Regions from separate parts of the Homo sapiens genome. Here region 2 is linked to region 1. A link is an interaction called in ENCODE POLR2A ChIA-PET data of the cell type or tissue named here. Cell type or tissue: CD4-positive, alpha-beta T cell. All regions are shown on one strand.

Region 1 (5,000 bases):
AAACTTGAAGGCCATTTCTAAAGAAAAGCTTTAGCTCAGACCCCATTCTGTGATTGCCTGTTAATGCCTCCTTGTGATTTCAGCGGAAATTCTAGAATTGGCCGGCAATGCCGCGAGGGACAACAAGAAGGCCCGGATAGCCCCGAGACACATCTTGCTGGCAGTTGCCAATGACGAGGAGCTCAACCAGGTATGTCTGAAGCCTTGAGGGAAGCCGTAGAATGGGTTTGCCAAACATGCTAATGTGTGGGCCTGGCTGGCCATGAGTCACTCCTGCTACAGTTCCCAATTACATTTATACAAAAAAAACTCAGGCCATATAAAAGAACAAATTCTGCTAGCTCTTATCATTCAGATTCAAAATAAAATTGCCTCTGGCATAGATCTCATTATATATTCTAGGTCTTATCAGACCTTTCTTTTCTCTTTGAAGACAAGTTCTGTGTGTTGCTGAGGAAGGTGTGGCACAAATGTTATTCTCTTCACTTTCTTCACCCAAACTTAGTTGACAGTTTTTTCTGATGAAGGCAGAAGACTCTTTATATTTTAGAACTGACTGTTTATATTCTGAAACTGACTCCAAAGTCAAGCGAATACCCCCTTTTCACCTACAGTATATGTAAGGTGGTAGGTAAATAGTATAAGAATTTTTATTTCTGTTTCTTTTCATTTATCTTTATTTTCTAATCTCACTCTTCTCAAACTGTAGTGAAGAAGCCATTTTTATGGCCAATCCATCATGGACTGATAATTTCCAGAAATGTAATAAAAATCACTAGAAAAATTAAAAAGCAAACTACAAGCCATAATTTTTTGTTATCAGATTCAACAGATATACAATAACTGTCAGTTTGCTGTGAAAGTTTCTAGATGCTTGCTATACTTCTGTTGTCACTGACGGGTAACTACCAGTTCATGGGTGAGCCATGGTCGCAGACCATGCTTGGGGTAGTGTTGGTTTCGAATCTGCAGAATATATTAGTGGAGTAGTACGTGTCTGTTCTTTGCAGATAAATTAACTTATATTGATTGGGAGGAGCATGGCCAGACATACTTTACTGATGGAATGTATGTGCAAGCTTGTGGAGACCACTGGTTCATCATTAACTGGGTCTAGTCTTTGCAATGACCTTTGAACATCATTTTCTCAAGCTGCGCTCCCCACATGGGAAGCTTTTTATCCTGTGTTGTGTCTGGAATTCCAGAGCCCTGGGCAACATCCCTGGTTTCAACTTCTGTGTCCCTTCTATTTTGCTTTACTTCGTTTTGCTTTCTGTACAACATCACAGGATGCCTTGTTAACCTACGGAGAAATGCTCTACAACTGAAAGTGGGAAAAGCCAATTAAATGGTGTATTACGCAGTTTCTTTAGGAAAGCGGAGGCCACATTTAACAGTTAGAACCGTATTAAGTCCAGGCCAGGCACAGTGGCCCACGCCTGTAATCCCAGCACTTTGGGAGGCCAAGGCAGGTGGATCACCTGAGGTCAGCCGTTCGAGACCAGCCTGGCCAACGTGGTGAAACCCTGTCTCTACTAAAAATACAAAAATTAGCCGGGGTGGTGGCAGGTGCCTGTAATCCCAGCTGCTCAGGAGGCTGAGGTAAGAGAATTGCTTGAACCTGGAGGCGGAGGCTGCAGTGAGCCAAGATCGCGCCACTGCACTCCAGCCTGGGTGACAGAGTAAGATTCTGTATCAAAAAAAAAAAAAAAAAAGAACTGTATGAAATTGGGAACTAGCAGGCTGTTTGCTACATGAGCGCATGCATTTCTCTCTTCAGCTGCTAAAAGGAGTGACCATCGCCAGTGGAGGCGTCCTGCCCAGAATTCACCCCGAACTGCTGGCCAAAAAGCGAGGGACCAAAGGCAAGTCGGAAACGATCCTCTCCCCACCCCCAGAGAAAAGAGGCAGGAAGGCCACGTCAGGCAAGAAGGGGGGGAAGAAATCCAAGGCTGCCAAACCACGGACGTCCAAAAAGGTAGGCCGAGGCTGCGTGTCCTGGGCCAGGCACTCCCACTGCAATGGTCTGAATGTCTGTGTTCCCCCACAATTCATATGTTGAAACCTAACCCCAGAGGCATAGGATTACAAGGTGTGGGCTTTGAGAGATAACTAGATCATGAGGGCGAGTCCTCACGAATGGGAACAGTCCCCTTATAAAAGAGGCCTGAGGGAGGCAGAGGGACCCTTCTGCCATGTGAGGACACAGCTAGAAAGCGTCATCTACCAGGAAGTGAGCCCTTGCCAGACACAGAACCTGCCTGCGCCAAGGACTTCCTGCCTCCGGAACTATGAGAAACAAGTTTCTGGGCCAGGCACAGTGGCTCATGCCTGTAATCCCAACACTTTGGGAGGCCGAGGCAGGAGGATGGCTTGAGCCTAGGAGTTAGAGGCTGCAGTGAGCCATGATGGCACCACTGCACTCGAGCCTCGGTGACAGCGCAAGACCCTGTCTCTTAAACAAACAAAAAAAAAAGAAAGTGGTTTCTGTTGTTTGTGAGCCAGCCAGTCTATAGCATTTTGTTAGAGCAGCCCAGGCAGACACTAAGACGCTCACAGAACAGGAGGGAAGTTTAAAGATGAGACAATGACTTCGTAGCAGACACCTCTGAAGGACCGAGGACTCTTGCAGCTTGGTGCCGGAAGAAAATGACAAGAATGTACAGGTAAAAGAATAAAGGGCCTTTGAGGTTAGAGCTGAAATGGGTCTTCTCTAGGTTTCCAAACCCTAAGCAGGGATGGTTTTCAGATCCCTTTTACTACCCCCAGCAAAATCTGAAGTGAGCGATGATAGCCAGGAACCTGCATTTTATTTCTCTGCAGAGCTCTGTGTTGCCTTCCAAACAGCCTCTAGTCTCCTGCAGGCATTCCCTGAGTTCCGCCAGTGGAATTTCAGGTGTTTGGCATATACTTGATATACTAGGTGTTTGGGTTAGCTTGATATACTAGGTAGCTTAGCTCAGAGATGCCACTGATAGAATAATGTTTTCCTATGTTGCCCAGTACAGTAACCACTGGTCACATGTGGCTTTTTTTTTTTAAGAGACAGGGGTCTCACTCTGTCACCCAGGCTGGAGTACAGTAATGCAGTGGCGAGATCATAGCTCACTGTAGCCTCAAACTCCTGGGCTCAAGCGACCCTCCTGCCTCAGCCTCCCAAAGCATTGGAATTATAAGTGTGAGCTAAGGCACACAAGCCAAGGCTATTTGGATTTGAATTAAAACTAAATCAAATTTAAAATTCAGCTCCTTGATTGTACCAGCCACATTTCAAGCACTCAGCAACATTATTGAGGATCAAGATGAATATTTCCACGATCACAGAAAGTTCTATTGGACAACCCTACTGTAGAAGTTGTGGATGTTTCATTCCACACTGCCTCTGTGCCCCGAGAAATCCTGGGGAGAAAGAAGGCTAAGCAATGGGCTATCAACGGCCCCACCCAGCTCCGATGCTTGTCGTCGTGAGCTGCAGGCATTGAAATGAGCAAGGACAATGTGCTGGTGCACAGGGGTAGGTGAGGACTGCAGGTATGTGTGAGCCCTTTAACACACTTTCTATTTTGCTATTTTGCGGTACCCTTTTCTTTCCTTATATTGCTGACTTTTGCTCCCCTCCTTCAAGAAACAGCAGAACACATCACCTAACCACTTCCTTTCATATTCAACTTGGTGGCAGCCGTGAGAAGAGCTTAATAAAGGCACCTCAGGCTTTTTCTGGATTGGTTCTCATCTTGCCTTTTGATTTTTACCGACAGTCCAAACCAAAGGACAGCGATAAAGAAGGAACTTCAAATTCCACCTCTGAAGATGGGCCAGGGGATGGATTCACCATTCTGTCTTCTAAGAGCCTTGTTCTGGGACAGAAGGTAACAAAGAGAATTGCCTTGTGCTATATTAAAACACCACTGTATTTTTATAACCTACTGTTTACAAGCAATGATGCCTCCTTTCCTCCCCTGATAATGATTTTCACTGCAGTCTTGAATTATTCATTTTTAAACTAAAGAGCTGTGGCAGTGTCAGCATTGTGAGAGTGAGAATTGTTCTTTTTTGCTGAGAATTGTTAACGCTAACATTGGTCAGACAAGGGTGAGCATGGAAGCTCTTTCTGGTCAGTAGATAGGATGGCATTACTGGTTTTGCTGGGAATTCCCCACACCCCAGTTATTTCTACATCTGCCAAAAAAAAAATCCATAGCTAACTTTCTCAGACAGCTTCTGAGAGGCCCATCTTACATGGTTCAATGTAATTTATCAAAGAAAGAAAATAGAAATATATGTTTCCCAAATATCCTTGGTATTAGAAATGAATTATTTGCCAATAATTCAGTCTGCCTGCCTTCCTAGGCTTTAGAAAGTAAACAAACAGGGCTATGCATTTGAACAGTCTTCAGCAACACAACAGCAGCCCAACCAGACATGCAAATAATTCATTCCTACAAGTGTAAAGTTTACTGAGCAGACAATTTATCTACCAAGTCAACTGGGGCTGAAATAAGACACCCAAGGAAAGAGTCAGTTAATCATATCTCTGGTAGCTGAATGTTTCCATCTTGACAACACAGTAAGCCTCCATTCAAAGAATTGGGAAGAGTATGTTCTAAGAAGAGCATCGGTGTGGCTGGTTGCTAATTCGTCACTGATGAAAGCAGGGAAACAAAGAGGTGGAATTTATGTCCCCTCTCTGGCCTGTTCACTGTTACATGACGATTAGCTTTCTCTCACTTAGCTAAGGCAACATAAAGGTCTTGCTCACATGGGCCAACAATAGAGAATGCCCTCCATTCCACTCTACTGTGAACACATAGGATAGCAATTCCCAATGGTAGCCCCAAGACTGTGGTCTCCAAAGGGCAAGGGAGCCAGACACCCCCAGGTCAGAATCCCAGAGCCCATTACTTCTCTCCAGCAAGGTTATTGGCTTCAGAGCCCTGCCCCACAGATTTTGTGTTCTTCTAGGGAGAATGCAGGATGCTGAGGGGAGAAGAGAGAGCAAG
Region 2 (5,000 bases), 310 kb after region 1:
GAGCGAGACTCCATCTCAAATAATAATAATAATAATAATAATAATAATAAATAAATAAATAAATAAAACCTCAATTAATTTCAGTATGACTTTGTCAAGAGGCAATTATTTGCTAAGCACTTTATATGCTAACCAGATGAGGTAACATGGTTATTGCCACATTACAGATGAGGCTCAGAGAGCATAGGTAACTTGTCTGGGGTCACACAGCTTGTAAACGGCAGAGCTGGGACTCAAACCCAGTCTGTATGTTCCGAAACCTGTGCTCTGTTCACTTCCCCCAGGCTGCCTGGCAAAATAAATAAAAAGCACCTGTCCCCAAAACTTTCAAATTGTACTTTGGTTCCTTTATTTCATTTCATCCCATCTTTAGTCCTATCCTCTGTGTCTTTTTTTCTTTTTTTGAGATGGAGTCTTGCTCTGTTGCCCAGGCTGCAGTGCAGTGGCATGATCTCGGCTCACTGCAACCTCTGTCTCAAGGGTTCAAGCGATTCTCCAGCCTCAGTCTCCCAAGTAGCTGGGACTACAGGCATGCGCGACCGCGTCCGGCTAACTTTTTTTTTTTTTTTGTATTTTTGTAGAGATGGGGTTTCACCATGTTGGCTAGGCTGGTCTCGAACTCCTGACCTCAGGTGATCTGCCTACCTCGGCCTCCCAAAGTGCTGGGATTACAGGCGTGTGCCACTGCGCCCAGCTTAACTTTTTTGTGCCATCTTTACCCTTTGCTCTGGCCAGAAGGGACCCACCTCACTGTCCCCAGAACACCCCCAAAATTTGTAAATAAAGACAGTTCAAAGAGTGATGCACTTTATTTTTTAATTAATTAACTAACTTTTTTAGAGACAGGGTCTTTTTAGGCTGGAGTGCAGTGGCACAATCGTAGCTCACTATAGCCTTGAACTCCTGGGCTAAAGAGATCCTCCTGCCTTAGCCTCCTGAGTAGGTTGGGACTATAGGTGCACACCACCATGTCTGGATAATTTTTTATTTATTTTTATTTTTGTAGAAATGTGAGAGGAGGGTCTCGCTTTTTTATCCAGGCTGGTCTTGAACTCCTGGCTTCATGCCATCCTCTTACCTGAGCTTCCCAAATTGCTGAGATTATAGGTGTGAGTTACTGTGCCCCTACTGGACTGATGCACTTTATCAACCACACACTGTAAGCTCTACACAAATGTAAACTAGTATCTTCCCCTTTCCTTCCACTAGAAGTGTCTCTGTTGGCATGTCCAAAGTCTCAGAGTCTTTCAAGGTTAAACTCAGCCCTCTGCAACTCTGGCAGCTTCCAGATGGCAGGACAGGCAGGGGACTTTTTTTTCTGGATTCTTGGGGCACTCACCACAAAATCAGTACCATGTAATGCCCTGGCCTGCCCTGGGCTGTTGTAAGTTCTTTTGTCTATGTTCTTGCCAAGCACCTGTTTGACCCTCTGAGCAGTGAAGCAATAGCTGTTTTCCCCTCAACCTCTCTTACCCTTATTTCTCTCATTTGCAAAATGGGAATGATGGTAGCTATGTTGGCCTTACCCATGAGTGTCTTCCCAGTCCCACCTTGGGCATGTTGTGGGCAGAAGTAGTGCTGCCCTAGTGCAGCGGTTCTCAAAGTGTGATCTGGAGAGCCCCTCGGGGATCTGAGACAACCTTCTTTTCTAACTACATACCTGTGTGAGGCTGGGTTTTCTTCATATAGTTGAATCAACACATTACAACAGCTTGAACACAGAAACAGATATGAGAATACAGCTGTTTTCTATTAAGCCAGATATTAAAGCGTTTGCAAAAATATAAAATAATGCCACTGTTCTCACTATTTGTTTTAGATAATTAAAAAATATAATGTCAACATGTAATAGGTTATTATTTTATGAATTAATAAACATTTAAAACATTCTCAGTTTTAATTTGTTTTTTGTTGTTGTTGTTGTTGTTGTTTTTTAGAGACAGGGCCTCACTCTGTTGCCCAGGCCGGAATGCAGTGGCTATTCACAGGTACAATCCCACTAGTGATCAGCAGCGGCTCAGTTTTAATTTCTAATACAATAATTATCAATACATATAATCCACACAAACAAAAGCTCTTGGAAATCCTCAATAATTTTCAAGAATGTAGAGGTACTGAGACCCAAAGTTTGAGAACCCCTCGAGGAAAGAATAGAGTTCCAGATCTAGATTTTTCAGGTACCTCATGGTCTAAGCCCTCTCCTGTGCCTCATTTTAACTCTAATACAATAATACTCATTCTTGTTGCCATGAGTGGCTCTTGGTTTCTTCCTTTTCCTAATGTTTAGATCTTGCTTTATGTGTGTATATAGTGATGGTCTTTGGAAGGATACACAATTAACTGGTACAGCGGTTGAGGGGAGTTCGGAAACTGGGAGAAAGTGGCACCATAAACCTTTCTGCTCTGTTTGATTTTTAAAATACAGTACATCGTGCATGTAGTGCCTGAATTAATAATGAACAATTAAAAGTAAAATTACATTTTTAATGCATAGGAATGCATGAGAAACTCAAGTCTGCTCAAGTAAAGTGGTGTTAACCGACAATGACAAACAATAAGAAGAAAGTTTTCCTTGTCCGCCTTCACCAGGCTCACAAACACTTAGCTCGCGCTCCCTCTGGCTCTTCTCCCGCTCGCTGGGGTTAAGCCACTCTCTTCCTCAGCCCTGCCCCTCGTCCCCGCCCCCTTCAACAACTTCAGCCACGCCCCTCACTGCCTCGCCCCGCCCCGCGGCGACGTCACCTCCGGCCGACCAGCTTCCCCAACTCCCTCTGGCTCCCGCCTTCGCCCGCTTCCGGTCGTCGTCGTCGCCGCTGCTGCCGCTGCTGTTGCTCCTGAGGCTGCTGGCTGAGGCCGGAGGATCGAGCGGCGGCGGCGGCGGCGGCTGAGAGGGCGGCGGCGGGAGCGGAGCGGGACGAGGGAACGGGAGGAAGCGAGCGAGGAGCGCGCAGAGCGCGCTTTTCCGTCCGCCTGAGGAGCCGAAGCAGCCCCGGCCCCGCCGCCGCCGCCTGCCCGCCGGACAAAGCCGAGAGCCCGCGCCCACAGCCATGTCCTCGTCAGCCGGCAGCGGCCACCAGCCCAGCCAGAGCCGCGCCATCCCCACCCGCACCGTGGCCATCAGCGACGCCGCGCAGCTACCTCATGACTATTGCACCACGCCCGGGGGGACGCTCTTCTCCACCACACCGGGAGGTGAGCGCCGGCCAGCCGTCCGCCGCGCCCGGTGTCCCGCCGCGGTCCTCTAACTCCTCGGCGCCTCGGTGCCCGGCCGCTTCGCCCCCGCCCCCAGCTCCACCGAAGCCCCGGGGACGCTGCCCTTGGGCCCGCCCGAGCGTTCGGGACCCTTTACTTCGTGTTCGCTCTTGCCCGCAGCTCGAGTCGGCGCGCGCCCCACTCGGGAATGTGGCTGTCCTGTCGCGAAAAAGAGCTCTTGTTTCCGCTTCGTGGCAGGCTTACGCATTCGACCCAGTTCTCTCTCTCCTCTCTGCCTCCTTCCCGGGCGGATTTGGCTCCACTTGGCCTTGCATTACAGTCTGCATTGCCTGTCGTAGATTGTGCAAATTAATGCTTGATTTTGGAGCTGGCTCCGGGGCTTTTTAAAAAAGAACTTTGGGAGAGGAATTCGGCCCTGGCATCCTGCGATGGCTTGTTTTTGCTGCTTTTAGAACACCGGGAGGAGGCTGGAATGCGGAGTCTGGAAGCCTCGCCCAGCGTTATCCCGCTTTGACAGCATTGTTTACTTTGCTGGACGAGGCCCCACGGGTGAGGGGAGTCCCCAGGCCGGGAGGAGAGCGTGATAAAATAAAGCTCAAGTAATAGCCAAGGGAAAGTAGGTGGGGGTGGTAGGGTGCTGACAGCCTTAAGGTAGGGTGTCTTTCGGCAGCGACGCCTTTGGAAATGGATTGAAGGACCTTTGTCAAGGACACCCCAGTTGGGTGGGGTGGTTGCTTGATCCTGTGGAAGGGGCTAGAGAGAGGCAATCCAGAGAGAGGGTGGTTCCCTGGCATTGCTTTTCAAAGCATGACCAGGAACTGTTTACAAATAAGTAATACTGGGGTAGAGGTGAAGCTTGGTCACGGGAAGAGAGCTCAAAGGTTGTCTGTGCCCTAACTGGGCTGTCCTCCAGAGGGAGGAGCCTGGAAAGCGATTTTGAGGAGCCTTATTGAAGGGAACGGGGCCTCCTTTTTAACTTCAGAACTTTGTCTTCTTTTGGTGCTGGGGTGGCCTCTTGCTAGAGGGTGGGGACTTCGCAGCTCCTGCGGTCTAGAGGATTGCTAGCCTTGTTCCTGTGGGCAGGGCTCAGGAGCTGTACTACAACCAATCCGATGCAGTTAGGCCTGGACCATCCTTAAATCAGTTGCACAATAGCAAGGCCTGTGGAGTAAGGAGACCTTCTTGCCAACACCAAGGGATAAAATCTAGGAGGGAGCTTTACAGAGAAATTCAGCCAGGCCGCTCTGGGGGCTGGGCGGGCTGCCTTGAAAGGCTTTTTAAATGACCCAGGCAGAAGTTCAGTAATATATATGGAGAGCTGGGTTTAAGGAAATGTTAACTTTGCAGAATAGTGGAGTTCTTAGGTGGCTTAACTCATGGAAGAAATCTCCCCCCGATATGATCAGTTCAAGACCAACTCGTGTTTGAGCATGGTACAGGGTCTCACTCTGTCGCCCAGGCTGGAGTACAGTGGCACGACCTCGGCTCACTGCACTCTCTACTTCCTGGGCTCAAGCGATCCTCCCACCTCAGCCTCCTGAGTAGCTGGACCACAGGCACGTGCCACCACGCCTGGCTAATTTTTTTGTATTTTGGTAGAGTCTGGGTTTCTCCATGTTGCCCAGGCTCGTCCTGGGCTCAAGTTATTCGCCCCGTCAGCCTCCCAAAGTGCTGGGATTACAGGCGTGAGCCACTGCACCCGGCCAAGATCTTGCTTTTTAATCCTGAAAAATTTTGGCAGACCAGAATCTGCTCCATATAAGAGTTGTCTTGAACTTGAACTGATA

The links. Peaks named below come from ENCODE experiments on the same cell type or tissue, not always from the same donor. Only the 100,000 strongest peaks of a DNase experiment are listed, where the experiment ranks them.
Region 2: POLR2A ChIA-PET joins it to region 1 with 10 read pairs; 5 of 35 experiments call an interaction of 5 or more read pairs at or near these places.

What each region holds. Positions count from the first base shown.
Region 1 is chr10:70,089,977-70,094,976 of GRCh38, forward strand. It overlaps MACROH2A2 (macroH2A.2 histone), which reads left to right. Exons shown (of 9, transcript NM_018649.3): 3 at 84-190; 4 at 1,781-1,978; 5 at 3,759-3,869. Among named protein-coding and RNA genes, the nearest start is that of MACROH2A2, 40 kb to the left of the region's middle. RefSeq lists an enhancer at 1,062-1,206 and a cis regulatory region at 1,127-1,140. In CD4-positive, alpha-beta T cell, no CTCF peak of the experiment used is centred here; DNase peaks (open chromatin) are centred at 2,255 and 3,635; H3K4me3 peaks cover 2,429 bases; H3K27ac peaks cover 2,169 bases.
Region 2 is chr10:70,401,355-70,406,354 of GRCh38, forward strand. EIF4EBP2 (eukaryotic translation initiation factor 4E binding protein 2) reads left to right here and starts at 2,791. Exons shown (of 3, transcript NM_004096.5): 1 at 2,791-3,192. The coding sequence starts at 3,048. RefSeq lists silencers at 2,663-2,852, 2,883-3,092. In CD4-positive, alpha-beta T cell, no CTCF peak of the experiment used is centred here; DNase peaks (open chromatin) are centred at 2,727, 3,137, 3,407, 4,277 and 1 weaker place; H3K4me3 peaks cover 2,862 bases; H3K27ac peaks cover 1,675 bases.